Regions from separate parts of the Mus musculus genome. Here region 2 is linked to region 1. Evidence: chromatin loops called from intact Hi-C (ENCODE). Cell type or tissue: left cerebral cortex. All regions are shown on one strand. Each heading gives the region's core, and the rest is flanking DNA. Links, peaks and the distances in the headings are about the cores only.

What was found. Hi-C counts contacts between places; a loop is a spot of excess contacts. Peaks named below come from ENCODE experiments on the same cell type or tissue, not always from the same donor. Only the 100,000 strongest peaks of a DNase experiment are listed, where the experiment ranks them.
Region 2: a loop joins it to region 1, with 11 times the contacts of the local background. A loop is called at or near these places in 2 of 42 quality-filtered maps.

The regions. Positions count from the first base shown.
Region 1 is chr11:32,498,152-32,514,134 of GRCm38, reverse strand. Ubtd2 (ubiquitin domain containing 2) reads right to left here. Exons shown (of 3, transcript NM_173784.4): 2 at 14,674-14,910. Among named protein-coding and RNA genes, the nearest start is that of Efcab9, 21 kb to the left of the region's middle. In left cerebral cortex, for the core only: no CTCF peak of the experiment used is centred there; a DNase peak (open chromatin) is centred at 8,914; H3K27ac peaks cover 972 bases.
Region 2 is chr11:32,395,124-32,411,106 of GRCm38, reverse strand. Sh3pxd2b (SH3 and PX domains 2B) reads right to left here. Exons shown (of 13, transcript NM_177364.4): 5 at 14,574-14,665; 6 at 14,016-14,041; 7 at 7,112-7,246; 8 at 3,441-3,545. Among named protein-coding and RNA genes, the nearest start is that of Ubtd2, 52 kb to the left of the region's middle. In left cerebral cortex, for the core only: no CTCF peak of the experiment used is centred there; DNase peaks (open chromatin) are centred at 8,173 and 12,460; H3K27ac peaks cover 906 bases.

The DNA.
Region 1 (15,983 bases), core at 5,434-13,433:
AAGTCCAGAAGTACAATTCCCATAACCATAATGAAATGATTGTATACAAGAAACAGAGGGAATGGAGCACAGAAAAGACAGTGTTCCAACAAAAGGTGTTGGGTTAATGAGCCACAAAAAATGTAATCTCAATATAGAAATTATCCTTGTCACAAAATTAATTTAAAACACACTACAGGTGGACAAATGGCTCAGTGACTAAAGACGCCACCAAGCCTGACAGCCTGAATTCAAACACCAGAACCTACATGGTGGAGAGAAAACTGACTCCTGCAACTTGCCCTGTGATCCCCACATGCATACCATGTCACACACGGGCCTGCCCTACCACCAAAAAATAAAAATAAAAATAAAAAATATATATATATTACAGACTGAAATGTAAAATACAAAGGTACAAACTAATAAAAGCAAAAGAAAAAAATCTAAATGTTGTTGCCTTGGCAATGACCTGCACAATGTACCATCAAATGTATAATCAATCCATAAGCTGATTTTCATCAGAATTAGAAAATCTAAGCTCCTCTAGAGATAGCCAAGAAAATAAAAAGACATTCACAAACAACAAGAAAAATTTCAAGATATATTAGAAGACTGTTACACAAACATATATAGAACCAGGTGGTGGTAGTACACATCTTTAATCCTAGCACTCCAAGGGCAAACACAAGTGAATTTCTGTGAGTTCAAGGCCATTCTGGTCTACAGAGTTCCAGGACAGCCAGGGATACTCAGAGACACTCTGTCTTGAAAAAACAAAAGAGCTCTCAAAACTCAGTAATAGAAAACAAGACTTTTAGGAAGTGGGCTGAAAACCAGCCACAGTGAAGATACACTGTAATCCCTACACCTAGAATTAAGCTTCAGGCCAGCCTAGGCATACAGTGAAACCTTGTTTCAAAACAACAAATACAAACAGAAAAGCCTAGAAAACTAAGAATTCAAATACCTTGATAAAACTCTTCACAAAGGTGATGAGGTGGAAGATAGATGGATGAAATGATGTGGAACACCACACCACTATTAAAGTAACCGTACAACAATGGCCACAGTCCAGAGTTCTGACAGTACCAAGGCTGGGGCTGGGGAGTGGAGTACTAACAAGTTCCCTTCACAGCTACCTGGGAGGACAGTTTGCCCCCAACCTGTGCTCCCTTTCCTCTCTCAGCCGAACCCTTCTTTATTATTACCACTAACAACAACAACAACAACAAGTCACATTCCTTCTTTTCCAACTTTTCTCAGATCCTCTCTGGCAACGTTTCTTTTAAGACAGGGTCTCACTATGTAGTCTGGTTGATCTCAAACTCACTATATATAGCCAAGACTGGGCTCAAAATTGTGAGCTCCTCTTGGCTCTACCACCCAAGTGCTGGAATTATAGTTATACACCACCACATTCAGCCTTGAGTCTGACAACTTAGATGATCTGAAGTTCCAAAGGAAGTGAAAACTTGAGTCTACTCTACATGGAAGCAAGTAAGTCGTCCTTTAGTGTATGAGTGGATAAATTGTAGAATGCACAATGGATTTTATTCTGTACTATAAAGAAAATGAAGATATGTAGTACTTAATACTGAAAGGAGCCAGTCTGAAGGGGAACTCTGCCATGAATCAAAGTATCTGGCACTCTGGAAAAGGCAAAAATAGTAAGACACTTAAAAAAAAAATCAGTAGTTGCCAGGTGACAGGTTGGAGGAAAGAATAGATATGTGGAACACAGAGGGTCTAAGACAGTAGGGCTGCTCTGTATGGTACACAGATCTACTGGCAAACAGATGTCATTATAAATTTGTGCAAACCCAGAGTGTATAGCATTGCTGGTGACTCTGATGTAATCTATGTGCTTTGGGTGCTGATGATGTGACAACGCTGGTTTACTCATTTCAACGAATATACTGTTCTGTCATAGACACTGATAATGAGGGAAGCTGTGAGTTCAGGGGAAACAAGAGGCTACATGGATATCTCTAATAGTCTGTACAGACAAATAAAAAAATTATACATAGGGCTGGGGAAATGGCAATGAGATTAAGAGCACTGGCTGCTCTTCCAGAGGACCCTGGGTTCAATTTCCAGCACCACGTGGTGGCTTACAAGCATCTGTAACTCTTGTTCCGGAGACCTGACTTCCTTCCTGGCCTCTGGGGAACTAATGCATGTGGTGCAGACATGCAGCCAAAACACTCATGCACATGAGAAAGAAGATTAGAAAGCTGGAGTCCTGAGGACTAGTGGGTGGGGAAGGCTGCCGAGGCAAAGGTAATAGTGCATGGCATAGTGGGGAAAATATGCTCAAAGTATATTACCTGCCTGAAAACAGCCTAATGTGATCCTGTACAACACGTTCACTATTAATACAGGGACATTCAGATACTTCAACACCATAGAGTGCAGCGCAGCACAACACTGCACCAAAGGGAGAAGGCTGTGAGTGAAGCTTGCTCTGACCCATAGCAGCCTCTGATCAAGTCCAATCAATACAGAACAAACCACTGCAGGCAAGTACAAAGAGGCAATTTTGAAACTTCAAGAATTGGCATACAGACATCAGAAAATAAAAAAGCACTAATTTATTTGAGCTGACAGAGAAATGCTACAGAAGTAGTGTTTTGGGGGCATCACAGGCGTGATGATATGAAGACAGGAGTAAACACAAGGACCTAAGGAGTGAGCAAGCACCAGGAGTCCTGGCTGAGGCTGAGCAGAGAACAGCAATGGGAACTCCAGGAGCCACAGTGCAACTATGTGAAGAACAACAGCTGAGTGGGATCGAGAGAACTGTTACACACCTACCTGACTGAAAAATCACAGCCTGGGAGAAGAGAGGCAAACTTATGACTGTGAAGCTGTAAGACTCTGCTTAGACTTTCATTGCTCCAGAGTCAGCTCGGGTGGGGGGTGGGGCTAGAGAGATGGCTCAGCAGTTAAGAGCTGTTCCTCCAGAGGTCCTGAGTTCAATTCCCACCAACCACATGGTGCCTCCCAACTAACCATAATGAGATCTGATGCCCTCTTCTGGTGTAACTGAAGAGAGCAACATACATAAAATAAATCTTTAAAACAAAAGGGGGAGGGGGGGTACTTGCTGCTCTTTCAGAGAACCCAAGTTCAGTTCTCAGCACCTGCAGCACCAGGAGAGCTGTTGTGTTCTGACCTCCTTGAGCACTAGGTGTATACATGGTGCACAGACATACATGCAGGCAACACCCACACAAACAAAATAAATTCAGACTCATATCTGAAAGACCTATACTAATTATAAAGAAGTAAAAAGGGACAAGTTTAGAAAGAGTAACCACCAGTCTGCAAGACCCCCAATACACACATTTTTATAGCATCAGCATGCATGACACTTTCTGTGTGAGTTAAGCTACTTGGAAAAGTTAAATAACAGAGTTCTGATAAACACTTGTATATCCCAAAGAATAAAGAATTTTAGCATACTTCAATAAATTATGGTGCAATTTAGACATTAAAAAGTCTATTTCTAAATGAAAAAAAAACTTAGTGCATATCTCAGGAAAAAATAAAAAGCTATTTACTTAAACACTTTGGAAGATGGAAATGTTTACCCAAAATCCATATGTTGCTATCACAGGGTGTCAGTGAAAAGTAGTTACTCAATCATAGACAGTATATCCAAGCTTCTTGCCTCTTAGCAGGGTAATTAAAATAGAATCATATCATTCCCTCTTTTCCATCCTTTCCATATCCCCTTAAATTATGACCTCTTTTCTTTTATTATTGTTATATATACAAATATAAATGCACTAAATATGTAATTAAACCTATTGAATTCTTTTAGTGTTATATGTGTATGACTTTAAGGCTGATCACATTCTATTATATAACCAATTGGTAACCCTCCCAACCCCATGAGAGCAGGCCCTGCCCCTCACTGGCTGTAGCACTGGGTGAGCTAGCTGGGGCAGTGCTGGAGAGTTTGCCCTGGTGGTGTGGGTTAACTCAGCTACTATTCAGGCCCAGATACAGACAGGGCTTTGGACCATCCCAAAACATCTACCCCATCTATGAACTGGAGCGATTTAAGGGGCTGTCTTACGGACTAAATTGTGCTGCAGGATCTCCATGACACAGAGCAACAACAGGATATCCGAGAGGAGACCCAGTGAGGATCCGGTACTGACAACGATTCAATGTAATGAGTATCTACAAGTAAAGACTTGCGGACAAAAGGGTACACTATGTGACACATTACAGCTTCCAAGAGGAGATTTTTTCCCTTTGGTTTTTGTTGTAGTTGTCACTGTTATTGTTATTTTATTGGGGGTGGGGGAGTTGCAAGGGCAGAGGAAAGATATGAAGGGACAGGGAGATAAGTAGGATTGGAATACATAAAATGAAATTCACAAACCAATAAAAAGTTAAAAAAAAAAAGGATAATCAATTAGGGGGCACCTCCCTGGGGAAGACTAATTCTCTGTCAGCAATCAGACACATGTATGGGGTGGGGCATTCGGAGACCTTCCCCCCTTCAATATGTCCACTTGTGCTGTCGGTTGCTCAGGTCTTAGGCAGCCAAATTCAATCTATACACTTAAACACAAAAGCAAACACTTCAGAATGCTTACCAATCCTAGTTCTAAGTATGTTATATATGCAACTATATACCTAAACACACACATTTATCTTCAAAAGCATTTACTACTCAAACTATAGCAGAAAAGTCTATATAAGTCTACATATTTTACAGATGGGAAAATTGTTAATGAAATAAGTTTTGTTACATAGCTAGTAAGTAACAATGAAATAACCATTAATCAGATTCCTGAATAAATGTCTAACATAAAGATTAGAGCACACAGCTTATTATGTTAATAAGATGGTTAAATCAAAGAAATGAATGGACTTAGAGAAAAGTGTAAGGCATGACAAATAAGATGCTAGCATGCTGTACAGCCTAATAACAAGACAGTATTTACCAGCAAGTCAAAGACAATCCCTAGCAGTGAAAGATGCAGCCCCACAGCACTCCAAAGGAAGTGTGCCCACTCAGAGAAGCTTACATGCTTTCTGAAAGGCTGCAAACAGTGGCGGAACAAACTTAGTACTGTCACTGTCTGGTCTATGATAACTGGAAGGCGAAGGCAGGTGGATCTCTGAATTCGAGGCAACCCTGGTCTACCTGATGTTGGACTATGTACAACAGCCAGGGCTATTATATACTGTCTCAAAAATTGACTACAACATCGAAAACAAACACAAAATAAGAAAAACAGAGCAATGGAAGATGGAAAGGTTTGCTTTAAGACACCTAGGGCATACTGGGGAGATGGCTCAGTTAATGAAGTACCTGTGTCACAAGTAAGCACAAGTACCTGAGTCCATGTAAAAGGCTGGGCTGACTATGCAAATCAGTGCAGAGGTCACTCAAAAAACTACAAACAGACCTACTGTATGGCCCAGTTAGACGATTCATTCCTGGTATATACCCAAAGGACCCTGTTGTCTACTCCAGAAATACACCTGCTCGTTCATGTTCAACATTGCTCTATTCTCAAGAGCTGGATCTGGAAACAGCTTAGGTGTTTTTCAGCTGATGAATGGATAATTCATGTGGAGCCCAGTGTCAAATCTTTTAGCTGTGTGTTTGACTTAGAGCATCTGTAGAATCCAGGAAACTAGAAGGGACCATTGGTGGGCATCCAACACAGACAGACCTTGGGTTTCTGCCTATACATGCTGGCATATACACATGCATATCTGTCTTCACAGAAAGCCATAGTGCTTATGCACAGGAGGAAGGTACTTTTCCAAAAGCTGACCACTGTGGGGACTTACCCCCTTGGTAAAATCACACTCAGTCTTGGCTGCATTAGGAACTTACAGAAGGTCTCAATCACTACCCCCTGGCACTGAAGCTCAGCTTGTCTAGCAATCCCTCACTATTTCCAAAGTTCTAGTCAGGCTTGTTTACATTATTATATAATATCCTCTGCAGACTTTTTTTTCCCCTCTCACAAACCCACTGTAGGACTTAGCAGAGACAAGCAGCTATCAGGATAAGTACCTGCCAGAATGGGCATCATCTCACCATGCTAGGAAGCCCCAAAGGCTCTCCTGTTGGGCAGAAGGCTGCCAAGTCATCAGTTTGTTGTGATTTCTTATACATACTTTTCTGAAAGTGTTTTTATTTATCTATATTTTATCTAGCTGTCCTGGAACTCACTTTGTAGACCAGGCTGGCCTCGAACTCAGAAATCCGCCTGCCTCTGTTTCCCGAGTGCTGGGATTAAAGGCGTGTGCCACTACCGCCCGGCTCCTTTATTTTTTTAAAGATTTGTTTGTTTATTTATTTATTTATTTATTTATTTATTTAATGTATGTGAGTAGTCTGCAGCTACACAGATAGTTGTGAACTTTCATGTCGATGCTGGGAATTTGAATTTTTTAGGACCTATTTGTTCCAGTCAATCCTGCTCACTCCAGTCAACTCCACTCGCTCAGTCTCTGCTTGCTTCAGCCTAATGATTTATTTATTATGATACATAAGCACACTGTAGCTGACTTCAGACACACCAGAAGAGGGTGTCAGATCTTATTACGGGTGGTTGTGAGCTACCATGTAGTTGCTGGGATTTGAACTCAGGACCTTTGGAAGGGCAGTCAGTCCTCTTACCCACTGAGCCATCTCACCAGCCCCTCTGGCTACTTTCAATTAGGCTTCAACATATTTCACTGGAGCCAGGCATGGTGGTTTACCCTTCTACTACTATCGCTTGGGAAGTAGAGGCAGGAAGACAAGGAAAGGCCAGCCTCAGTTATATGTTGTGTTTAAAGCCTGTCTGGATTATGTAAGACTGTCTCAAAAGGACCAAAACAAACAAACAAACAAACCTGCCTACAGAAATTTGTAAAGATAAAAAATTAAACTGGTTGCCAAATACTAAAAGTAGCTTAATTACATGCCATTAAGTCTAATACTTTACTGTTCCAAGCAGTCTTTGAGATTGAAAACCAACCTTGTAAAAAGGCCTTTCTGAGCATGCCTTTATGCTCTCTGTAGGAACATGACTCAAGGCTAAGACTTTTACCAGAGGCAGACTCACATGACTATATTCAAAAGTTAAAAACCAGTATCTTCCAATCAGCAGGATGCTAGGCAGGTAAAAAGCACACACTAGCCTGACAACCTGAACAACCTCACAGCTGAAGGAAATAACCAACTTCTAAAAGGTGTCCTTTGACTTCCACATGCATTATCACACACACACACACACACACACCAGATAATAAATAAAAAAGCACTATGTAAAGACAAGAGTCTTGATCATGATTATAGTTTCATAGTATATACATAACAAAGTGAATCTTTACATACCTGTTGAGTGTTAATGTTTGAAAACGTAAATATTTATATCACACCAGTAATATGAAAAACTATCTTCCTGAAGTAAACAAGGCAACATCTCAGAACTCTAAAATCAAGAGTTTTATCCATATCTTCACCATTAACTTCTTTGTTCTAATGGACTCAGGAGGTTGAAATTTTACTTCTTTTAAATTTATTTATTTTTATTTTATACATGCATTAGTGTTTTGCCTATATTTATGCGTGGGAGGGTGTTACAGACAGTTGTGAGCTGCTAAGTATGTGCTGGGAATTGAACCTAGGTCCTCTGGAAGAGCAGCTAGTGCACTCAATCACTGAGCCATTTCTTCAGTCCCCTGGAATTATAACCATGGCTTCCTATGTCAAAGGGAGGCCTCAACAGATAAGTGTAGTGGACACACTTAAAAAGATGACCACAACCACCAGAGAATTTAAGTAAGAAGAGGAAATAGTGAGGCTCAGGTAACAGAGGATCCTGAAGGGTACCAAGGATGAAGTAGTGAAATCTAATATGAGGGACACGGTCTCTGCTCATACCCAAGTTTGCATGTAGAGCCAAATTTGGGGCATGCTGATTATCTTCACAAGGATTATAGTACCTACTTTTTTTTTTTTAGAATAAAGTTGCTGTAAAGTTCACTATGCTAACCATAGTGAAATTGTCTAAAGGTCCTTGGAAAATCTCAGTAATGTTGCTTCTCTCCCATGGGTTTTTTTTTTAAAGATTTATTTATTATTATACATAAGTACACTGTAGCTGTCTTCAGATGTACCACAAGAGTGCATCAGATCTCATTACAGGTGGTTGTGAGCCACCATGTGGTTGCTGGGATTTGAACTCAGGACCTTTGGAAGAGCAGTCAGTGCTCTTACCTGCTGAGCCATCTTGCCAGCCCTCCCATGGGTTTTAAATTTTAAAATTACACTCTTGAGGGAGTATTTCTCAAGCAGCAATGTAATAAATGAATCAGTTTTAGAAAGTTTCAGCCTTTTGCCTCATCCTGCATGGGCTTCTCTACAAGTGAATCTTAACATCAAAAGGCCATCAACTACCATCTAAGCAGCCCTTGGGAGCAGTCTTCAGGACTGTAGGGCTGCTAAAAAACTAGATTCTCTCCCTGGAAAGACCATGCTGGCGACTGAGTCAGCCTGGCTGCCGCTAGGCCTAACAGCTTTGTTGTCCACTAACCCAGTCAGCAGGACTGTGGCAACTAGAGGAACCAGGCTTAACTTTTCTCCTGGCAAGCAGAGGTCAAAGGCTTAGGTAAATACCTATCACTGAAGTCACCTGACGGTCAAACTAGTATTAAACATTGTGTAACGCTAAGCTGAATTTCTACAGGGGATATTTAATCTCTAGTTCCAGGGTTTCATTTCCTTAAGTGGGCAGAGGAGCAGGTCAGAAGCACTCGCATCTGGTGTCTACTGAAAGCCCAGAAGGCCTTATAGAAGTGGAAGCTGATACAGCTGTTCCCTTGGGATGTGAGAAACCCTGCTTCCTCCCCACCCTCACCCCACCCCCGAACAATAAGGAAAGAAGGTTTTCTTCAGAGACAGCCTCCTGGCTCAGGAACAACCTCCCACCACAGCTATTTTCAGACTTTATCACTCTAATTCAAGAAAAAGCATGACGGCAGCAGAGGAGCAGGCACATTCACAGTTTGTAACATTCAAACATCCACCTTTGTCTCTTGGAGGACAGAAAGAAGAATATGATGTCATTTATGATTAAGCAGTCATCAGGCTCCTTATTAAGGGTGGTTTCATTTCTAAACACTTCAACAGCCAAGGAAAAGTCATCTATGTAAAAGTAACTATCTGTATTATAGTTATTCCTTCATTCCTTAGGACTTTTAAAGCAACCTGGATTTTTGAGGATACATTCTTGCTATGTAGCCCAGGCTGGCCTCCAACAAGTGATCCTCTTGCTTTAGGCTCTCAAGTGTCAAGATTACAGGCATGAACCATTATCTGGCCCTTGCCCATTTCTTGAAGTTTTCGGTTTCTTTCTTTTTTTTTTTTTTTTGCTCTATTTTTAATTTAAAAAAATGCTGAGTGTGTGTATAGTCAGATGACAACTTTGTGAAGACAGTTCTTGTCTTCCACATTGTTTTAAGGCAGTCTCTTGTTTCTACTGTTTCAAAGAATACTTCTGGCTAGATCTATCTTTAACATGGGTCCCAGGGATCACACTCAGGTCAGCAGGCTTGTTTACCAAATGCTTTTTACCTTGGAACCTCTGCTTGCTTATTTATTTATTTATTTATTTATTTATTTATTTATTTATTTATTGGGGGGGGCAGGCAGTGGTGGTGTGTGTCTTTAATCCTGGAAAAGGCAGGTGGGTCTCTGTGAGTTCCTCTGCTTGCTTATTTATTTTTATTTATTTATTTATTTATTTATTTATTTATTGGGGGGGGGCAGGCAGTGGTGGTGTGTGTCTTTAATCCTGGAAAAGGCAGGTGGGTCTCTGTGAGTTCCACAACAGCTACAAAGAGACCCTGTCTCAAACTTTTCTGGGGAGAAGGGGAGGAGGAGTGAATGGGAAGGGAGGTAATAGGGAGAGACTGGAAAGAAAGGAGGGAGCAGCTTAGTCAATATTTTATTTATTCCTGCTTTTTGTGTATGGATGTGTTGCCTATATGTATGCCTATGTGCCACTTGTTTGCAGTGTCCACAGATGCCAGAAGAGGGTATTGGATCCCCTGACCTGAAATTCCAGATGTTGACAGCTGCATGCGGGTACTGAGAACTGAACCAGAGTCCTCTGGAAGAGCAGCCAGTGCTCTTAACCACTGAACTCCACGGACTGCTTTTCTATATGAGACAGGGTCTCCCCTATTTTGTAGCCTTGGCTAGCCTGGATCACTAGGCTGACCAGGCTGACCTTGAACTCAAAGATTCACCTGCCTCTACCTTGTGAGTGATGGGCTCAAAGGTATGCACCACCAAAGTCAGCATCCTGGCCTGTTTTTTAATAGCCTTCAGAGACACCTTAGAAAAACAGAAAGGCCTATCTCTACAAATGTATTTCCTGTCCATTTGTATATTAAGAAAATGTACTGTTTCTCTTAAGTATTAGTAAAAGTCTACCATTTTAAAGTATTTTAGGAAATATGCAAGGTACTAAAAGTATCAGACATAAGCCAGGCAGCAGTGGCTCATGCCTTTAATCCCAGCACTCAGGAGGCAGAGGCAGGCGGATTTCTGAGTTTGAGGCCAGCCTGGTCTACAGAGTGAGTTCCAGGACAGCCAGGGCTACACAGAGAAACCCTGTCTTGGAAAAAGAAAAAAAGAAAATCACACATGGAAGAAACATCAAAGAAGACTTGTATAATCACTTTATAAACTCACAGATTTGAAATTGTATATTGGGTGTGAATCAAAGGTACTTTTGTTACTTTTTAGATTTGAGTCAAATCTCAGTTCCATGATTTATAACCTAGAAAAGATATGATCTTCTCTGTTTCAGTTCTCTCCTGAATAAAATGGGGATTGCTACTAATTTTTTTTTTAAATAAGAGAGTTGACATACATACACCCATTACAACTAACTTTTTTTTTAAATAGGCATATTTTTAGAATTTTTACATAATGACAAAATACCAAACCATGAGAAAAAAGGAACAAACTCTTGAAGAAATTTAAGGCAATTAAAAAAAAAATGCTGTAAAAGCTATGGGAAGAAGCTGTTTACAGACAGGAGGCTATGGGAACACAGCCAGGTCAGAATCTGTAAGTCAAGGGTGGTGCAGGAAACTTACCTGTTAGCACCAGAGTCCAGTGTAAGGGAAAAAAAAAACAAACTCAACAGCTCCAGTGTTTAATTTACTAAGTGCTTTTGGTAGGTCAAGCACTATCATAAATGACTCATAAGAGATTCACCCAACCAGACCCATGTGGACCACAGATGACAAAGAGAAATGAAGGTCACAGAAATGATTTGCTTAAAGCCACATAGCTTTAATCACTACAGGAGAAGCACAAGTGATGTCACAACCTACCACTGAGCAGGTCTAAATAAAAACATCCAATTAAGTAGCTGAATTGTAACTGATGGCTAATTAGGGATATATGACAGAGCTTAATTGACAGGCCCACTCAAGAGATATTATTGATAAGCTTTAGAAAAAAATAGAGAAACATTCAAGGATATCAATGACAAAACCTTATTGCCGACAAGTCTGTGATAATTCATTTGAGAGGAATGCTCACGGTTCTTCCATGCTTATGCAGAATATGTTTTTCTCTCACACAATCTCTCCCCCCATGTGGACCACAAATAACAAAGAGAAATGAAGGTCACAGAAATGATTTGCTTAAAGCCACATAGCTTTAATCACTACAGGAGAAGCACAAGTGATGTCTTTCTTTCTTTTAGTTTTCAATACAAGGTTTCTCTGTGTAGCCCTGGCTATTCTGGAACTTGCTCTGTAGACCAGGCTGGCCTCAAACTCAGGTCCATTCACTTCTGCCTCCCAAGTGCTAAGATTAAAGACATGACATGCTGGTTGATGGGACTGCCAGGAAAAATCATCATTGTCATTGTTTTGGGATATTGAGACAGGGTTTGTTTATGCAGGCCTTGCTCTACTAGACTAGCTAAGTAGACCAACCAAGCTGGCTTTGAACTCAAAGAGATCCACCTATCTCTGCCTCCTGAGTGCTGAGATTAAAGGCATGCATTACTATACCTGGCTCAGCAACATTATTTTTCTTGACAGTTCATGTAGATGGAGCAGAAATCAGACTTAAATATTTAATAGAGATTTGAGTCTATACTTAATAGGATATACAGTGTGTCTATACATGAAACAGATACTTTGTCTTTATAAACTTAAAAGCATTTTAAAACACACTTGTTACATTTATTTAATGTAATTATTGTGTGTATGTGTGTATGCTATAGTGCACATATGGACATCATAGGGCAACTTGAGGGAGTTGGTTCTCTTTCCTTCTACTGTGCTGGTTCCTGGGATTAAACTCACATGTTGGGCTGGAGAGATGGCTCATCAGGTTAAGAGCACCATCTCCTCTTTCAGAGGTACTGAGTTCAATTCCCAGCAACCACATGGTGGCTTACAACCATCTGTAATGGGATCCAATGCCCTCTTCTGGTGTGTCTAAAGATAGCTACAGTGTACTCACATACATTTAAAAAAAATTATATATATATATATACCTCACATGTCATCAGACTTGATGGTAAACACTGCGGAGCCATCTGGTTGATCTCTGTTCCCATGAGCTTTTAAATTAAGCCACAATTTGGAGACCATAATTAGCTACAGATAACTATATTACATATAAAATGAGGAATTCAGAGATCCAGGATTCTAGATTAAAACAACCACAATAGATTCAGTTTGGGAAAAGGGATGTACGCATCAGAAAGAACTGAGTAATACAAAAAGAAGAACCTGTATTCTCTAATGGGGTAGCTGAAGGGGCAGATGGAAACCATGTGACCATCTCCTCCTCTACAAGCATGGAGGAGGTAAAGGATTTAAGCACTAACCTGAAAACTGAAACTAAATGGGCATCCTGAAATGGCGCTCAAATAATTCAAATTCAATAAATGTTGGGGATATAAGCCTGTGCTAAAGAGTTCTCATAATAAATAACAGACAGTCATAAAACAAGGAATGCTTCTTAGAAGCACAACTAATTAGACTATAATGGGGATTTGGAAATTTGGCAAGGCTTATGAGTAAAACATCCTGTATTGGACAAAGAGTCAAAGAACATTCTGCAGATGATTAAATTACTAAAGCACTGCCCCTCTACAAATAAAATAAAAAAGACCTTGGGAAAAACAATGGTGGCATAATAATGAACAAAGGACAACGGTACCTGTAGGTGTTTGTCCCTTACATAAGTCTGAAGAAACAACCCAGAAAGCTATTAACTTGAAAAGCTAAAGAGAAAAACACAAATACATAAATCAAAAGAACAAAGAGTACATATATAAAACTAACACCTAAATCTCAGCATAACACCAAACATTTAATGTTTTGAATCAATGAGACCATAATAGAGTATGTGCACATATCTAGCATCTATGTGTCCCTAGATACATATACATTATGATTCTTAGTCACACTTCTAAAGCAAGAAAGATTTCTTGTATGGCTCAGACTATAGTCAAGGAAAACAATCTTTAAAAACTTTGAAGTTGGGGGTGAAAAGATGGCAGATAAGAGTTGCTGTTCTTCCAGGACATGGGTCTGTTTCCCAGCATCCAAATGACAAAAATAACCATACATAGAAAATAAAAGCACATTTAAAAGAAGAGATTTTATTTTTATATATGTTTGCCTAGCATATATAAATAACCCTGTATGTATGTTTATATGTATGCAATGTGTGTGAATGTATGTGTATACATGTCTGTGTATATATATATATATGTGTGTGTGTGCCACATAACGCAGTGCCTGCAGAAGCCAGAGAGGGAATCAGATTTCCCTGGACCTGGAGTCAGACACTTTCGAGCCACCGAGGGGAACTGAACCCAGATCCCCTACTAGAGCAGCAAACACTGAGCCATCTCTTCTGTATGCTCCCCACCCCAAATATTAATCTTCAAAAATGAACTTCAACTCTGACAGGAAAGTAGTTAAGGCAGTGGTGGCAGCAGCAGCTACCACCAGGTGGGGATGTACACTGCAAGAGGGAAGCAGACTGGGGGCTTGTCTCTAGAGAGAACTAAGTCACATAGAAAGTAGAAAATACCCATTTAGCAAATGTTCTCTTTTCTGAGATTAAGAAACATAAAAATGAACCAAGACACAAACTACAACCAGCTAAAAAGAAGCTGGTCGTGGTGATGCACGGCTTTAATCCCAGCACTCGGGAGGCAGAGGCAGGTGGATTTCTGAGTTCGAGGCCAGCCTGGTCTACAAAGTGAGTTCCAGGACAGCCAGGGCTATACAGAGAAACCCTGTCTCGAAAAACCACCAAAAAAATAAAAATAAATAAATAAAAAAGAGAGAAAAGCTATATATTTATTTTAACTACAATAAAAAATGAGGGTGCTGGAGAGATGGTTCAGTGGTTAAGAGCACTGGCTGCTCTACCAGAGGACCTGAGTTGAAGTCCCAGCACACACATGGCAGCTCTCAACTGTCTTTAACTCCTGTCCCAGGGGATCCGACACCCTCACATAGACATACATGTAGTCAAATTACAAATGTACACAAAATAAAAATAAATAAATTTTTAAAAAATTGAGTAATGTATTAAAAAAAAAAAAAGTCTCTCTCCAGGTGGTCCTCTGCTATGCCCCTTTGTCATCAGGACACCAAACCTACCGTGTGGTAGTGTTATGTTTGCACCGTCAATGATTGCCTGTGCCAGTTCATGATCATTGCTTTCAAAAGCATGTGCAGCGGCCTTCAAGGCATCCCAGATCTCTTTCCGGCCTTCAAAAGCTGGTGCAGTGTCCCAGAATTCATCCCTCTTGCTGCGCAGTTGTCCATCTGTCATGGGATAGTCACTTTTCCATTTTGGTTTCTCCTTTTTCAAAGGCTGGTTACGACCTAGAGCAACTAAAAAGAGAAAATACTAACATCAATATTCACACACACACACACACACTCCCTATTCTTTGTTAAAAGAAAAAAAAAAGGTTACATGGCCATATTCCTATTTCAGATTCTTTTACCATAATTACAGCTAGAGGTTTGCCTTTTTTGCTGATTTCTGGCTAAAATTCTATTTACTAATCTAGAGAAAATGGAGATAGCTAGCTGCAAAAGTTTCTTTTCTGCTTCTTTTTTTCCTTCCTTGAGACAGGGTTTCACACTGTAGTCCTGGCTGGCTTCCAACTCCTCGCAATCCTTCTGTTTTAGTCTCCCAAGTGCTAGGATTATAGGCATGAGCCACTGCACCAGGATGCATAATTTTCAGTAAATCAATAGCTCTTTTCCAATCATATTTCCAAAGGATGATTAAAAATAATTATGGGCTGGGTGGTGATGGTGTATACCTTTAATCCCAGCACTCAGGAGGCAGGCAAGTGGATCTCTGAGTCTGAGGATAGCCAAGAGTTACATAGAGAAACTCTACCTCGAAAACCCCAAAACTAATTAATTAATTAATAACCAACCAATCAATCAATCAATCAATCACAGGAAACTAGGGAGATGGCTTAGTCAGTAAAATGCCTGGGTTACCAGCAGGAGACAGAGACGGGCAGATTTCTGGAGCTCACTGGCCAGCCAGTCTGGACAAAGAAGCAAACTTCACATTTAGTGAGAGAACCCGTATTATAAATAAATAAACAAATAAATAAATAAATAAATAAATAAAGTAGAAAGTAACACACACAGAATTAAACTGTGGGTTGGGAACATAGCTTAGTTGGTGAAGTGCTTGCACTGCAAGCATGAGGACCCAAATTTAATCCCCATGTATGACCCACATAAAATAAAAGTCTGGCTGTGGGTGGCACATTTGTAATCCCAGACAGATCTTCGGAGGTAGAGACAAGCAAGTAAGTCCTTGGAGTTCACTGCCACCAAGCCTCTTCTATTTGCTGAGTTCCAAACTAATGAGGGACCTATGATAACAAACAAGATGATGGCTCCTGAGGCTGACCTCTGGTCTCAAGCACACATAT
Region 2 (15,983 bases), core at 5,102-13,101, 100 kb after region 1:
ATCCATGAAGACAGGGATTGGTCTATCTCAGTCATATCTTTGTCTCCAGCACTGGAATGTGCCTGGAAAAGCTGGCAATTGTTTTATGAATGAGCCTCTGTTTAGGAAAGAGGCATATTCTGAAATCCCACCCTAAGGAGTGCACCTTGCTCACACAGTGAGTTAAGCCCCCTGGGTACCTCCTGGTTCTTGCTAGTTGAGACTATGAGTTCAGAGATGAAGCTAAAATTGCCACCCAGGAAGGGACAGAGAGTACTTCTCATCACCTAGACAGTGGCTTTTTATTGGTCGGGTTGCAGCCCTGATCCAACCATGCTTACAGCCTTCGTGGCTGGGTTGCTTCCCACACCACTCTCCTCACAAGCCACAGCTCCATCCTTACAGCCCACAGTCCTCCCTCAGAGCTTTCTCCCACTGTGTTACTACAGCAGCCCAGAGATCCTGCTCATTTGCAGCCCCTGGACACAGTGCTCAGGAGAGGAAGGGAGCAACTGCCATCTCCAGTGTCACAGAGAAACATGGAAACATGACCCAGAGGAGTCCAGAAAGGAGATGAGAGGGCTGTTCTTAGGTGACATTTCAGTCCATAGGTGAGTGGCTGAGCCAGCTATTACTTAGCGCTCACAGTTCTTGGGAAAACCCTTGAGGCATCCGTTGCTAGCCAGCTGCTGCAGAGGAGGTTGAAGCCCACAGGCGTTTATTTATTTATTGAAATGGCCTGCTGACCAGCTCTGAGGGGGCTGTGCTGACTTCTGGCATACATTCTATATTCAGCATGGTCAGCTATTTCCTCTTGTGCTGAATCAGCAGGCACCAGGCTGGGATAGGATGAAGGAAGGAAGGAAGGAAGGAAGGATTCTGCCAGCCTAGCACAGTAGTTTTGTGTGGTCCAGGTGGGAAGGGTTCTGAATACATCCAAACCCATGAGCCCTGGGTCTCCTTGGGCTCCAGCTGGGAGGGTTCTCAAGCTCTGGGATGCTAGAGCTGCAGAGAGACACCAGTCTGAGCTCAGGGCTGCGCAAACACAGCCTGTTCTGCTGGGGGCTCAGCCACCCCTATGGCACGTGACCCTGGTCTAGTCACAGTATTTCAAAGCCTGGCTGCTATGACTGGTTTCGGGATGACACACAGTGGGAGGACTCTTGGGGGTGAGAGGGGATAGTCCTAGTGCCTGTGTTTTAGAAGAAGCTGGTCGGGCGGTAGTGGTGCATGCCTTTAATCCCAGCACTCGGGAGGCAGAGGCAGGCGGATTTCTGAGTTCGAGGCCAGCCTGGTCCTCAAAGCGAGTTCTAGGACAGCCAGGGTTACACAGAGAAACCCTGTCTTGAAAACAAAACAAACAAACAGGAGAAGAAGAAGAAGAAGAAGAAGAAGAAGAAGAAGAAGAAGAAGAAGAAGAAGAAGAAGAAGAAGAAGAAGAAGAAGAAGAAACAGCAGCAGCAGCTGATTTTTTTTGGTGACTGTCCCTGATAGGTACCTGGGACCAGTGTCTCAAGGAATCGAACTGTGTGAATGGAACGGAATAGAGCAGAGGTGTCAAGGGTGCATCCAATCTTTCTTGGAGCTAGTTCTAGCTTTTCGGCAGTATGAGTCAGTATTTTTCCTTTTTTTTTTTTTTTTTTTTTTTTTTTTTAAAGACTGAGTCTCATTACATAGCTCAAGCTGTCCTCAAACTCATGATCCTTCTGTCCCAGCCTTCAGGTGCTAGGGTTACAGGTGTGAGGAACTCACCCTCACCCTGGCTTTATTCTCCTGTGACTCAAGTCTGGCAAAAGTAACAGGGCTGCACAGTCACCATCATAGAAAACCTAGGCATCTTTGTAAACTGGGACACCTCCAAGCTCCAAGGCCATCAGATACCCCAGGCCCACTCCTCCCCATCCTGCATGCTTGTACACACAAGATTGACAAGACCATGTTTTTTTTTTTTTTTTTTTTTTTTTTTTTTTTTTTTTACATGCAGCAGGCATGGGCAGTCCCAGAGCAGGGAGCTCATGCAGATGCAGGGACTTGGCTCCAAACAGTAAATGCAGAGAAATCTCCCAGGGTAGGCACCTTGACGCCAGCTGATGGCATACAAGTCCCCCAGAGTCCGGCGGCGACCCACAGACCGGGGCAGAGAGCAGTATCTCCAGGACACTGGTCAGGAAGCATGTAGAAGGAGGGCAGAAGGCAGCGTTAATGGGAGCATACTCCAGGGCTTGTAAGCCTGACAGCACCTAGCAGTGTTCTCCTGGGAGGGATCTACCTGAGTATACCCCCAGCCCCAGCCATCCTAGAGAGGACAAATGCCTGGGGAATGAGCTTCAGTGTGACCGAAGAGGTACTCAGCAGTCATTCTATTCTGAGAATGTTATACTGAGACACGGTCACGGGAGCGGAAAAGAAAAATGCTAAACCTGCGGGAAAATGTGCTCTTGCCTGTGTGGGAAAATCTCAGCCTCCCTGAGTGTGGCTCCACATCTGTGAAACGCTAGCTCCTTCTCAGGCGAGCCATCACAGACTGGAAGGGGACACGGGCTGTCTGCCTTGTAGCCCCTCCCTTTAATCTGTGCTCGCTCTGTGGTAACCTGGGCTAGCTTTGCCCCCAGCTCCTGGAGGGACCCTGAAGCAGAGCACACACACACTGCAGAGTGTCACTGCAATCCAACTAAATGCAAAGCCACTGTAATCTTTGGATGTATACATTTAGGGTTTCTAGACCCCTCCTTTGCCTTCTTTCCCAACATACTTGATTTGCCTCTGTGCTCCTCAAAGCCATCCACTGGAATCCAGCAACACTCACCCCCAGGCAGGATGGGAACACAGACCTCAAATGCTCCCATGGTCAGCAGAGAAGGAGGGGGCTTTAAGAGGTGACTCCGGCCCAAGATTGCACTGCATGCAGCAGAGGTAAGATTCACACTCAGGTTTGTGTGACTCCTAGACACTCTGCTATAAGAGGCACTGAGGGCCTCTGCTTTAGGAAGCTCCCACAGGGGAGAGGAAGTCTTCGGCCTTGGGCACTGCTGGAGTGTCAGGCATCACTCCAAAGAACATCTACCACAAACATGTATGTCCCCAGGAAAAGGAAGTGTGTGGGAGACACAAGGGGACACTTAAACCAGCAGAAAAAGTCACATGGTGTTGAAACACATGGGGTTGAAAGTTTTGCAAGTGAGTATAGACAGTTAGTATAGCACCACAGAAATGTTAGAGAGCAGTGGGCTGTCAGCAATCAGGCTGGGGGGGGGGAGGGGCGGGGAGGGGCTCATAAAGGGGTGGGGGCCCAGCTTTGGCAAGGCTCACCAAGGGTAGCTCCCACAAGCCCATGGGGGAAGTACAGGCTTGCCTTATAGTTCTAATTCCATCCTGCTCACAGGCTCTAAATCCTGAACTAGTGGGCTATCAGTCCTTGAGCAGAGGCTGCCAAGAAGGGGTGAGGAGGAAGTTCCCCCTACCTTCCTCAGGCTGGAGGGAGAACTCATCTTGCACGCCATCCTGGCCTTCCAGGCAGGTTGCAGGGACCCAGCCCTGCTCTTCAGCAGTGCTGACGAACCACCAACCTGCAAGCAAGAAGAGTTCAGGGTGCTGTCAGTGAGGCGAAGCGAGAATGCAATAATCCAGCTGTCCTTTGGCATGTGAGGACTGTCCCAGAGGTGTCCTGAGGGAGGCAGATCCGCACACAGGACTCCCTCATAGAAAGGGTATAGGACACACCTAGGTAGACTTTACACTTAATGCAGGTGACTTCTGCCAATAGGATGCCAAAGCTGTGAACAGTTAGCTATGACTGTGTAGGGATCCTGACAGGGAAAAGCTCTGGACGTGTTCAGCGCAACCACATTTTTTTTCCTTGTCTTTTTTCTATCCATGGTTGGTTGAATGCAAGGATGCAGAATCCACAGGTGTGGAAGCTGGCTGTGTATTCTGCCACTCAACTGTTGGTGTTCAGGTTAGGCTAAAAAAAAATTCCTGGTTCACTGTGTAAAATGAAACTGTCAAGAATAGCTACAAGTTGAAAAAAAATAATTAAAAAAGCTAGCAAGAAGAGAAACTTTCTCCCAAGCCTGGGACAGAAAGTGAGGACGCTTGCTCCAAGCAAGGAGACTATAGCACATTTTCCATTAGTAGAGTGTGCAATGGACACTGTGTATATAATGGACACTGTACTTGTATTATTCCATATCACTGTCACATTATGGTCCTCATTGCACAATGAAGAAACGGAGCCACAAAGAGGGTCATAAGAGGTGACCGTTTGCATCAAATTGTTGTGGTCCACATTTGATCCTACAGGCAGAGGCCTCCAAAGGTACTCTGCATGGCAAGGAGCCTGGCTGCAGGTATGGCGCATGCTTGGCAGGGTTTGCAGCCATACCATATGCTCTCTGAGGATGGGCTGGTGTGTGCCTAATGGTTGCTACCTAGAGATGCTCATGTTCTATTCCCTCAGTATCTGTGGTTTCTACACTTGTGTTTTCCAACCATGAAATAATAATAATAATAATTTAAAAAGACCCTAAAAACTCCTCTATGGGTACTGAATGCACAAACCCTTACTCTCTGAATATTACTCTCTAAAGCCAGTGGTTCTCAACCTTCCTAATGCTGTGACCTTTTAATATAGTTCCTGTGTTATGGTGAAACCCACCCCCCCATAAGATTATTTCATTGCTACATGATAACTGTAACTTTGCTACTGTTGTGTATTGTAATGTAAATACCTGATAAGCAGGATATATGATATGTGACCCCAAAGGGGTCACAACCCATGCTGATCTAAACAAACAGTAAAATAACTATTCACATGGTACCTACATTACCCAAAGCTTAATGTCACCTCAAGAGGATGTAAAGTGTGTGGAGGCTGTGGACAGGTCAGAAGCAAACACCCTAGCTGTTTATATAAGGGACCGGAGCATTATCTGCCCAATACATCCTTCCTAGCACCCCACCCTGGTGGCCCAGGGAATGGGCACTTCTTCCTTCATGCCCATGCTATCTCTTTGCCATATAGCTTGCATACACTGCTCCTGAGAACTGGAAAACAATACAGACTTAAGAACAACAGAAATCTAGCTCTGTAGAGACCTGGGGGCAAATAGTGAGTCACTTGGAGTCTTGTTCGTTCGGTGACAGCACAGGGACATATATTTTCCAGTTGTCATCGTGGGTCACTAGTCCCATAGCTCTCGTGACTTAAGTGTCTGGAATACAACTGGGGCACTTTAGGCCTCAGGAGACTGGGATGCAGTGGCTCTGTGTCCTCCTCCTGCCTGCCCCTTGCATTTGCCTTTTCTACTCAAGGCAGGCATGGAAGCGAGGATTTCCCTCTCCCAAGGGAAGTCATGGAAGCTAAAAATAGGTTCTAATCTTTTCCACCTCGGACCCCCTGGCTATAAAGAAATTAAATTATCTGACCCACTTTGATAATAGATTATAAAATTCCATTTTGGAAGAGTTCCTACCCCATACTCTGAAATAAACTCAGAGGCCAAAAAAAAAAAAAGAGCCTGGCTAAGCAGGCCTGGCTGGCTTCCTCACTGCCTATTAGCATTTGATCTGACCCCTTTTATTTAGTCACAGGTCAACACAGCTGTCAATTGTGCCTCTGCAATGAAATTGCTGAGAACTCCAGGGGTCTGGAGAGCTTGCTGAGCACAGAAATTCCTGCAAGGCAGCATCCACAGAGACTGTGGAAGCACAGTGCCTCTCCTACAACCTGCCTGTGTATCCATCCCTTCACCTGTATCCTTTACTGCATCCTTGGCGAGGACCCTGAAAGCCTGTTTTCCTTGATCATGTGAGCAACTTAATAGTTCAAGAGAGGGGCCTGCAGACCATGCTTGACAGCTAGCTGTAGGAAGGGCAGGCAGAACAGCTGGTTTGCACCTGGCTGAGGCATTGAGGGATGGCCTGAAAGACAGCCTAGGGGACCCAACACACCGCTAGGTGTGCAGTGTCAGAACAGAATTGCCCTGACAGACAATTTCCACTCCATAAGGGAGTGCTGCCTGCTGTGGGAAAAAACCATCACATCTTTTACTGTCACAGAAGTCACCTTGAAAGAGTCAGAGCACAGGATACTGAGATGACATCAGAGTAATCCTTCCTTCCTTCCAGGTCATCAAAGCTAATGGCTTTTAGATTGCATAATTATGGAGGTTTGTTGGCTACCACCAGCCTCCTGACTAATGGTGACCTGACCTGGAGGATGCCGGAAACACTGTCTTCCGGTATTCTTGGAAGCAGGGACTATCCCTAGATTGCACAGTTAGCGTCTGCTTGACTAATGCTGATCTCATGATTCACATGAATAATAGTAATGTAACTTGAAGGATACTGGAAGCACTGTCCTCCCACAGCTATGTGGACTTAACTGGCCACTGGGCTATCACAGACCTTGGAAGCACAGTGAATCTCCCACAACCTGCCTGTGCATCCATCCCTTCACCGGTATCCTCTACTGTATCCTTGACAATGGTCCTGAAAGCATGAAGGCCCCTAACAAAATGATGAGCTACTGGGAACCCTTGGAGAGAGGGGCTGCTCACCCCGTGCTTTCCCTGCATGGTGTGATGGTTGCTCAGCAGCAGGGATGGAAACCTGTATTTTCTGGAGCACATGTTGTGTGCCACATTCAGGTTTAGGTGCCCTTCCTATCATTTACTCTTTTGAGAGTTCCCTGACAGTCTTCTGTGTCCTGTAGAAGACAAAACTAATGTGCTGTGTAGAGTCCTGGTGGCATCCAGGTTCCCTGTCTTAATCATCTCACCGTGGGTGGATGTGGCCAGTGGCCCTAGGATGACAGGTGGGTTGAGAGACAGGCAGATGCCCATCTTCTCTGAAGAGTTTCTTCTAATTTGTTTTTGATAGTCAGTCTCTATGGGACTCCTCTCTCAGATCTGCAGCTTTCTTGGGGATTCCCAAGGAAAATTAACACAGAAAATTCTCAAAGGAGCGCTCGACTCTGTCCATAAGTATTTGAAAACCAGCACTGTTTATGGGAGCAGGCCTCAAACAACGGCAACACCCAGTCCAGCAGGCTCCTGAGACAGTGGCCATGAGCCCTCAGTGGCTCTGGGGGTGATATAGTTCAGGGTACGGGAAAGGTGGTCCAGGTCCTTACCTGACTCATTCTTCTCAATGATGTCCACTACTTGGCCCACACTGAGGCTGATCTCTGAGCTCTCCTGCTTCTGATAGTCTGCCACTACCACATACTGCTCCAGGACCATAGGGTCCACTGAGGTCGGGTCATTCCCTGAGGACAGCAAATGCCACCAAACATCCCATTAGCCCCAACAGTCTTTGTTACAGGATTTGTCTCATGCCCCAACTCTTTATCCTTGTATCCTCTCATTCATTTTCTTACTCAGGCACTAATGTTTACCAAGAGCACTGGGGGGGGTGGGGTACCAAGAGGTTCCAAGTAAGTAAGATGAGGCGTATGCCCAGAAGCTGGCTGCCTTTGGGGAGCTCAAGGGGATGGTTTAAATTAGCTTGAGGTCACCACCCAGCCTGTCTCATCCATCCAACTTCATCCTAAGCCCACCTACGAACTCATAGGTCAACCGTGATGCTCTACATACTTTTGTTGACACAAAAATAGATGAAATGGATTCCTTCCAGCTTCAAATAACTCAAGGAAATGGGGGAGATAAACAATGAGAGATATGTGTATACATACATACGAACAAGAGATCAAATTATATTAGCATGGATACCCAGGATGGCAGAGAATGAACAGGAAAGGCAACACTGTACTAAATGAGTGGTCAGCAAGACTTCCTAAGCAGAAAGCAGAGACCCATGAGGGAAGGTGTCCTGGGAGTCAAGGAGGATTGGGCTCCTCTATGATAGAGAAGGCCTGGGAGCCTTCAGGAGTAGAATGAGGTTGGGAGGCAGAGTTCTGCCAGGTAGTAGGCAAGGTAGTGAGAGAAGTCCCCAAGGAAAGCATTGGTCTGAGGCCGAGGACTTGGTAAGTTTGGATTTTTAAATCTTGAATTAAGGCAGGGAATGGCAGGATGTACAGCTGGACAAGTGTCTCTGGCTGTCATGTGCAGAGAGGCAGAGGCTGGTAAGGGGGAGAGCACCCAGACTGAGGGTGTGAAGTCGTTAGGCAAGAGGAAATCGTGGCATTGGAGCTGGGCAGTGGTCCCAGGAGGGGAAAGTGTGGGAAGAGTTTCCAGGCAGCCTGCTTCCCTGGTGAGCAGTGTGTGCGTCACACCCTGGAGCTGTGAAGCCCTGCTGCCCACTAAGACAGATGGGCATGCTCACAAAGACACTCCACAGAAGACTTAAAAGGAACATCTCCGTTCAGAGACGTCAAAGAGAAGGAGGCAGCGTGACGTGTGTGTGTGTGTGTGTGTGTGTGTGTGTGTGTGTGTGTGTGTGCCTGCTTCTTGGCTCTGTGAGCAGGTTCTGGTCATTGACCCTTCTAAGAAGGCATATGATCAGGGTATACCCTAACCACCTGCACCCGAGTCTCCACTGGGCAGGATGAGGGGAGAGGAGAGATGCAGGATGTAGGTGGCAAAGAAGGCTAGACGGGAGAGAGCCTGGAAAAGAATGTCCTTCACCCCCATGGGCTGCAAACCATTGCAAACCTTTCTGGTATCATTGTGCTTGAGGTGGGCACTGCCTGTTACAGATATAAACACACTGAAGATAGTAAGTGACGTGTCCACGGGCTCCCCACCCGGGCTTGGAAATGGATGGCGGACCATAGATAGATAGGGAAGAAGGTAATGTCTGAGGTCATCCGGCTTTCTTTCCTTAGCAGTTTCTAGGTCCACCACAGAATCTAGTCACGATGTGTCCTTTCTTTATATTTCTCAGAGTCTATTATCACTCTTTCTAGCTCTCTGTCTTTAACTACCTTCTCACAGTTCAACAGTCCACCAAAGCCAGACAGCTACATAGGCTGGTGGTCTGACCCTACTGGAGAGAACTTCCCACCAGGTTAACCAGGCAAGTTCTGCTACTGTAGGACCCGATAATGCAAGGGGTCAACAAGTCTAAGGTGCTGGCTCTCTGGAGTTCTTAGCCACTGCAAATAAGGATTCTTTTATGTTCAACAGCACAAACCAGAGTCCACACGGAGTAGAGCCTGCTTGAGGGCCAGAAAACCCTCATGCTAATGGGAGCCACCTTGTCTTGATTTCCTGATTGGTCTTTGATGCCAGCCTCAATCCACCATATTGTTCACGAGTCTTCAGGTAGACAATCACTTGGTTCGATCATCCTCCACAGGCAATGCTCTGCTATTGTGGCTCTCACCTCACATAAGAAATGCCCAGTGCCTGCAAAGCTCTGCTTGATCTGCCTGGTAACCAGTGAGAACACATCCCCACACCCCACTCCAGAGGGCAGAAGGGAAACTTATCTCCTGTTCTTATTATTCTACACTAACAAGACTGCTGATCTGAGGCTGGCTACATTGAACATTTGGGAAAACACCTTTCCACTTGGGAATAGTATGAGATTTAGAATCAGTTTGTGGGTCTAAACAGAGGTATGTACAACTGCTTGATGTTCTTATGGAAAGAGGCTTGCCCTGCTTCACCTGTTCATTTCTCCTGGCCTCAATGGGAATGTGATGGCTGGTGCTCCAGCAGCCATCTTGGACCAGAAGGTAACCTTGAGAACACTGGCCCGTATGGCAAAGCTGTAAGGTAGGCCCCTGATCCTTTACCATCAAATGCTACGCCAAGCTCAGCTATCTTTTGTGTTTGAACTAATAAACACTATTGAATCGTTTCAGCTATAATCCTTTAGAAGTTTCTGTCACCAGCAGCCAAATCTACCTCACGTTTGTATGCCTTACCTAGCCATGTTGAGCCAGCAGCCTTAGCGCTCCCTATTTCTCAGAGCTTGAAGCACATGCTGTTCTCTTTTCGAGAGACAGTCTTCACCAGCCGTTGGCATCCCTGGATCCTTTCCTCAAGGGCACCTGCGTTGACCCCTCTGACAGCCTGGCATTGCCTCTGCAACTTTTGTTCCTTTCTGGTTTGCTTTTTAATTAAAACTATATTTTAAAGATCAATTTGAGTTGTGTGTAAATGTGTGGGTATGTGCACACACCGGCTGACTCCCATGGAAGTCAGAGGACCACCCAGCGCTAAAGTTACATGCAGCTGTGGGCAGCCTGGTGTGAGTGCTGGAAACTGAGCTTGGTCCTTCAGCAAGAGCACAAGTGCTCTTAACTACTGAGCCATCCCTTTGGCCTCTCCATGTTACTTAAAAAAAAAAAAATCAACTCCATGCATTTCCCTGTCTCCCTGTGTATGTTTCCCTGCTGTGGTTTAGGTATCTGTGTTCTAGCAGGAATCCTCTGGTTTGCAGGCTTCTAAAAAATTAATTAATTAATGTGTATGAGTATTTGCCTATATGTGTGTGAATCAAATGCCTGCCTGATGCTTGCAGGTCAGAAGAGGGCGTCGGATCCCTGGAACTGGTTCTGAGCCACAGTGTGGGTCCTGGGAACTCACCCTGGGTCCTCTACAAGGGCGTCAGGTGATCCCATCTACTCTGAAGTGTTTTTAAAGTGTTTGTGGGTAAGGAGGAAGAAAAGGAGAAAGAGGAAGAGGAGGAGGAAAGGTGAATACTATAATATTATTGTTGGTGACAGACTGCATATGACCTGTAATGTGTGAATTATCTATATATTATTTGGCCCTTTAGAAAAAGTTTGTCAATTCATGATCTAGACCACGAATGGAACCCAATGGAGCTCAATAAAAACCCAAATGGAATATTTTAAAACTTGGATTTAATGACTTCTTGTCTAGGTCCGTGGGGACTAGCACTGCCAAACACACAGTAAATACTGAGTGACAGAATCGGAAACCATGAGATACGAAGCAGAGGGCAGAGTGCTGGCCTTTGGTTACATGAGCAGAGCTCAGCAGAGCACAGGGCTCAGGGCTCGGGTTTGGGGCTTTAGGCTATAGTCCCTTTACTGAGACATGCTTCAGAGGTAAGAGCAGGGAACTGCTTCCAAGTGTTGCTTCCAGGACAAGTTGTGCACATTTTACTCAGAATACCCCACTTATCAACACTGGTGACAAAATGTATGGTTTCAGGTGATTAGACAGGAGGCTTAAATGAGGCTTTAGGGGGCTGGAGAGATGGCTCAGCAGTTAAGAGCACTGAGTGCTCTTCCAGGGATCCTGAGTTCGAATCCCAGAAACCACATGGTGGCTCACAACCATCTGTAATGGGATCCAATGTCCTCCTCTGGTTTGTTTGAAGAGAGCAACAGTGTACTCACATACACAAAATAAATAAATAAATCTAAAAAACAAATAATAATGAGGCTTCAGACCATTAGGTGCGACATAGAGACGCTAGCGGTGGAGTGTGATATTGCAACTAAGCCCCATTATGCATGGTACCAGGAACATCTCTCTCAAGGCAAATAGGTTCTAGATATTGCCACAGAGGCAACCAAAAGATTCCTAGTTGGGCATTAGTAGCTCATGCCTTTAATCCCAACACGTGAGAGGCAGAAGCAGGCATATCTCTGAGTTTGAGGCCACCCTGGTCTACAGAGTGAGTTCCAGGAGAGCCAGGACTACACAGACAAAGCCTCTTTCGAAAAACCACAAAAACAAACAAATGAACAACCCCCTCCTCCCCCAAATCCTCTAGGCTATGTTACATAGCCCACAGGAATGAATAGTAGAAGAGTTATTCTGTCATTAATGCTAAAAAGCATTCTTAAGCCACATAGTTGCCTATTGTACCAGAGAAACTTTTGAGTTAGGTGTTTTCTCTTTCTGATGATATGTCTTGAATTTTTAAAATGTTGACTAAAGCCAAAGTGAGACTTTTCCTTCCATAAGCTCACTAAATTGCCAGGCTTGTTGGAAGATTGTGAAAATAAGCAAAAATCAAGAAGAAATGTTCTTGCAAGCCTTCAGACAACCTTCTTAATTGTGGTGAGATTTTTTTTCCCCCTGTGGGATGAGCAGGATTTGGGACCACATAAGTCAAGTCTGCAGGAGCCAGTTGGCTGTGACTGGGCAGTGCTGGGGACAGACAAGCCTTCTCCCATCCAAGGTTTGGTATTGAAAATGCAGGGGTAAGGTCTGTTTTTAATTTAAATCTCTCTTAAATTCAGTCAAGAAAACCGGCTCTAAAATCAAGGCAGTGTCCACCAGTCAGATAAACAAGGAGCCTATGGAGGGTTCTGACTCTGAATAAAAGAAGGCGCCGAGTTCCAGCCAGTGGGGCTATAAATAAACCTGGCCCCATCACGGCAGGTGAGTGATATCAACCACGGTCACCACAAATTAGAGCCTCTGTTCACTTTCCCAGACAGATCCCTCATCAAGCCTGCTCCAACTGGACACTCTTATTTTCACCAACCAGAGCTGTCTCTTCTCTCTCCCTTCTCCTTCTCCCCAGCTCCTTCCAGGGGAGTCTCTGCATAAGCAAAGCCAGAAACTCCATGACCAGCCCAGAGCGGCAGCTGCTCACTAATCTTTGCTAAGAAAAGAAATGTGTCATTATCCTGGCTGAGAACCAGTTGCAGCTTTAGCAGGATGCCACAGTGTGGCCAGTGACCACTAAACCCCAAAGGAGAGCCAGATGTAGTCAGAGAGCAAAGCAAAGCAGGCTGGGGTGGAGGAAAGAGGGATGAGGTATGGTTTCTATCCTCACTTTCTGCCATGATCAGACTAAACTGACCTAGGCCTGCTCCCAGGAGGAGAGGGAGAGCACAGGCCTGAAGTGTGGACGGAGTGCTAACGGGGACATCTACAGGCTTGAGTCATAGGAGGGATAATTGAACAGCATCAACTAGATAGCACTATTGAAGGGTTTTACATCTATTATTATAGACCCTTTGACAATCCTATAAAGAGCATCTCGTGCATGGTGAGTATGAGGTATGTGTGTGCCTGTGTATATGTGTGTGGTGTGTATGTGTATATATATGTATGTGTGGTATGTGTATGTATGTGGTATATGTGTATGGTATGTGTATAAGTGTGTGTATGTGTGTTATGTGTATGTGTGTGTATGTGTGGTGTGTGTGTGTGTGTGTGTGTTTGTATATGTGCACATGTGTGACTATGCACATAAATGGAAGCCAAAGCCTTGTGCTTGAAGGTGAGTGCTCTACCACTGAGCCACACCCAGGCCTGGATGTCATACATGAGGAAACTTAGTTTTCATTTTAGGAATCTCTGCCTGTGACCCTCCCCATGCATGGAGCCCCTAAAACGTCCTAGAGTTCAAAGAGATTAGAGGCCAGGGCCCCAGAAGCTCTGAAACCCACATTGGCTGTAGGGCCAGAAGGAGCATAGGTAGTAAGAAGAGATGGACTAGTGACCGTCGTCTTTAGAACATGCCTTGTCTTTTCCACGACCACCTCTGCCAGAAGAGCGAATCATCTCAAGAATAGAAAGGCAGGCAGAAGCAAGCTTCCTGTATGGAAGGAGCCCAGCAGGGTTTGAGTGACAGGTATCAACCTGCCCAGGCAGTAGGCTGGTAGAGGCTGTCAGAGGACCAGGCCCAGATCTGCCCCCGAGCCCCAGTGCACAGTGTCTTCTCAGTCTTGTACTCCCTGAGCTCACCCTCAGTCCCCACGACTCAGGGTCCCTACCTTACCCCTGCCCCCACTCTCACCCTTACAGCACTGCAGAAGGCTCTGAGTGTCCACATTCCTTTGTACAAAGTGGCATGGAGACCCAGAACCCTCTGCAGCATGGTTAGGAAGATGCCTGTCTTCCCACACCACAAAGGTACTCTCGTCTTATCACTTCGTAGTGGTTTTGGCAAAAGATGAAATAGGCCTCATCAATCAATCGCCAGCTCATCCACTCATTCTGCTGATCATCTCCATGTGCAACTAATCATCCATTGTTCATCCATCCCTCTGTCTGTCTATCCACCCACCCATCCAACTACATATCCAGTCACCATCCATCTGTCCATCTATCCCTCTGTCTACTGCTGTGTCCCTAGCTTGGAACCTGGGCACATGGCAGGAATGAAAGGAAGGAAATGGGATCAATGCTTACCTGATTTCTTCTTCCCAATATGCTCCCTGTGTAGGAGACAGGGGTGAGAAAAGAGCTGGTCAGTCCTTGTTATGTATTGGGCTGAGATTCCATTAGGACGATGACAGGCTCCACCCCACAGCATCCTCAGGGAGAGAATGAATCTAAGCCCACTCCAGGAACCCAGGCTTCTTCTAAGAAAGACCCCCCTCTTCAGTTCCGCCTTTATCTAATAAGTGTTCTGGATCCTTGGACCAAGGCTTCTATGCATTTGGGGAATGGAGACCGTAGGAAAAATTCTCAGTCTACCCTGCTATCACCCTCTTTGATAAGCATGGTGGTCATGTAAAACAACTTCGGATTAGGGACACTTAGTCAAGTTCCATTGCCTGCTAAATGGGATTTTTACCCACTTATAGTGGCTATGAAGCCACAGGCAGTGAGGCCTTGCAGGGCTGAGGCAATGAACTCTGACTTAGTTTGCAGTCTGCTGACTCTGGGTCCCAGTGGGTCTAGAAAGGTTGGCGGGAGGGGACGAGGGAGGACGTGTCACCTGGGGAAATCCACAGACTGACTTACTCTTTGGGAGGATTCAGGTCCTCAGGTCTTGTCTCGAAAAACTGCAGAACCTCATCACACTGAGAGATGTAGGGGGGCAGCTGGATCAGGGCCTAAAGCAGAGATGGGGTGAGTCCGAGGAAGGAGAGGGTATCCAGAACGCTGTCGCCAGTGGTTCTCAAACTCAGGCAGGCACCAGGACTGCACAGCGGGATTGATTCCTAACACATAGGTTGGGGCTCACCGAAGCTTTAGCAGGCCTATGGTGAGGCCTGAAATCAGGGATTTTTAACAAGCTTCCTGGTGATGCTGATGCCTTTGACTTGGAGAACACACACACACACACACACACACACACACACATTCTCCCAGATGTATGGAGAGGATACATTATGCTGGCATCGTGTAAACATTATATATTCATATGTACACAATCCAGCTCATATTATACATGCTCGTTTGGAAAGTGATGTTTTCATTAACAGCGTGAATTCCATTCATTTCATCTTTGTCAACCATATTCTGCTGTCTGCCGGCTCTACCACACCACTGGAGAACATCTGGAGTGTGTCCAACGAGAGTCTGAATTTCCCAAGCTGAGGCTGTAAAGCCCAACAATTTGGATATGGGGTGGATGGAAGTCTCCAGGGTTAGCATGCTAGCCTTCTATTGGCCAGTTCCTAGTCATCTGGAAGAGTGGCTCAGCTGGGTCACGAAAGAGCCCTGCTGTGCTTACCTGCAAGCTGCAAGAAGCCAGGTGAGGGTAAAGGAGAATACGGGCGTTTGTTCTGTGTGCTGACCTACCAAGTATTCATACAAGTAGCTAACAGGTATCTTCTTTGCCTAGTGCCGGACTGGAAAAGAACAAGGTGCATCCTGCTCATCCAAGAGATGGCACCGCACTGAGGGAACTCTGTGGTTTTCAACAAATACTTAACCCTTCCTCCTCTCTTAGCGCTGGATGGGGAAGATGGAGATGCAAAAGGCTCCTCCAGAAGAGGGCATTGGACAGCCTGTGACTGATAGAGCCGGTTCAGGTCCATGTCACTTAGACACAGAGGTGGGGGTGCAACCATGCATATGAGGGATTTATGCAGCCCCTACAGAAGCCTCCACAGCACAACAAGACTCTGCGCCTCCTAGGCTGTGCTCCCTGGTGCCTCTCTTGCACCTCTGGCCTGGTGTAGCCTGAGTAATAAGATGTGCCATGTATTTTCTGCCTAACATCTCTGAAAACTAAGCCTGAATTCACTCCTGCATTGATGCACATGTGATCCATCGAGGCTCAGATGCACATCATGGAGATGCACAGGGGACTCCAGGGTGGAACTGTACCTACGGATCTGAGGGGATTTTGACCCCCTACATCATTTTCCCCTCTGAATTGTGGTCAAATACATACTAATACCAAATTGGCCATTAACTTTCTTC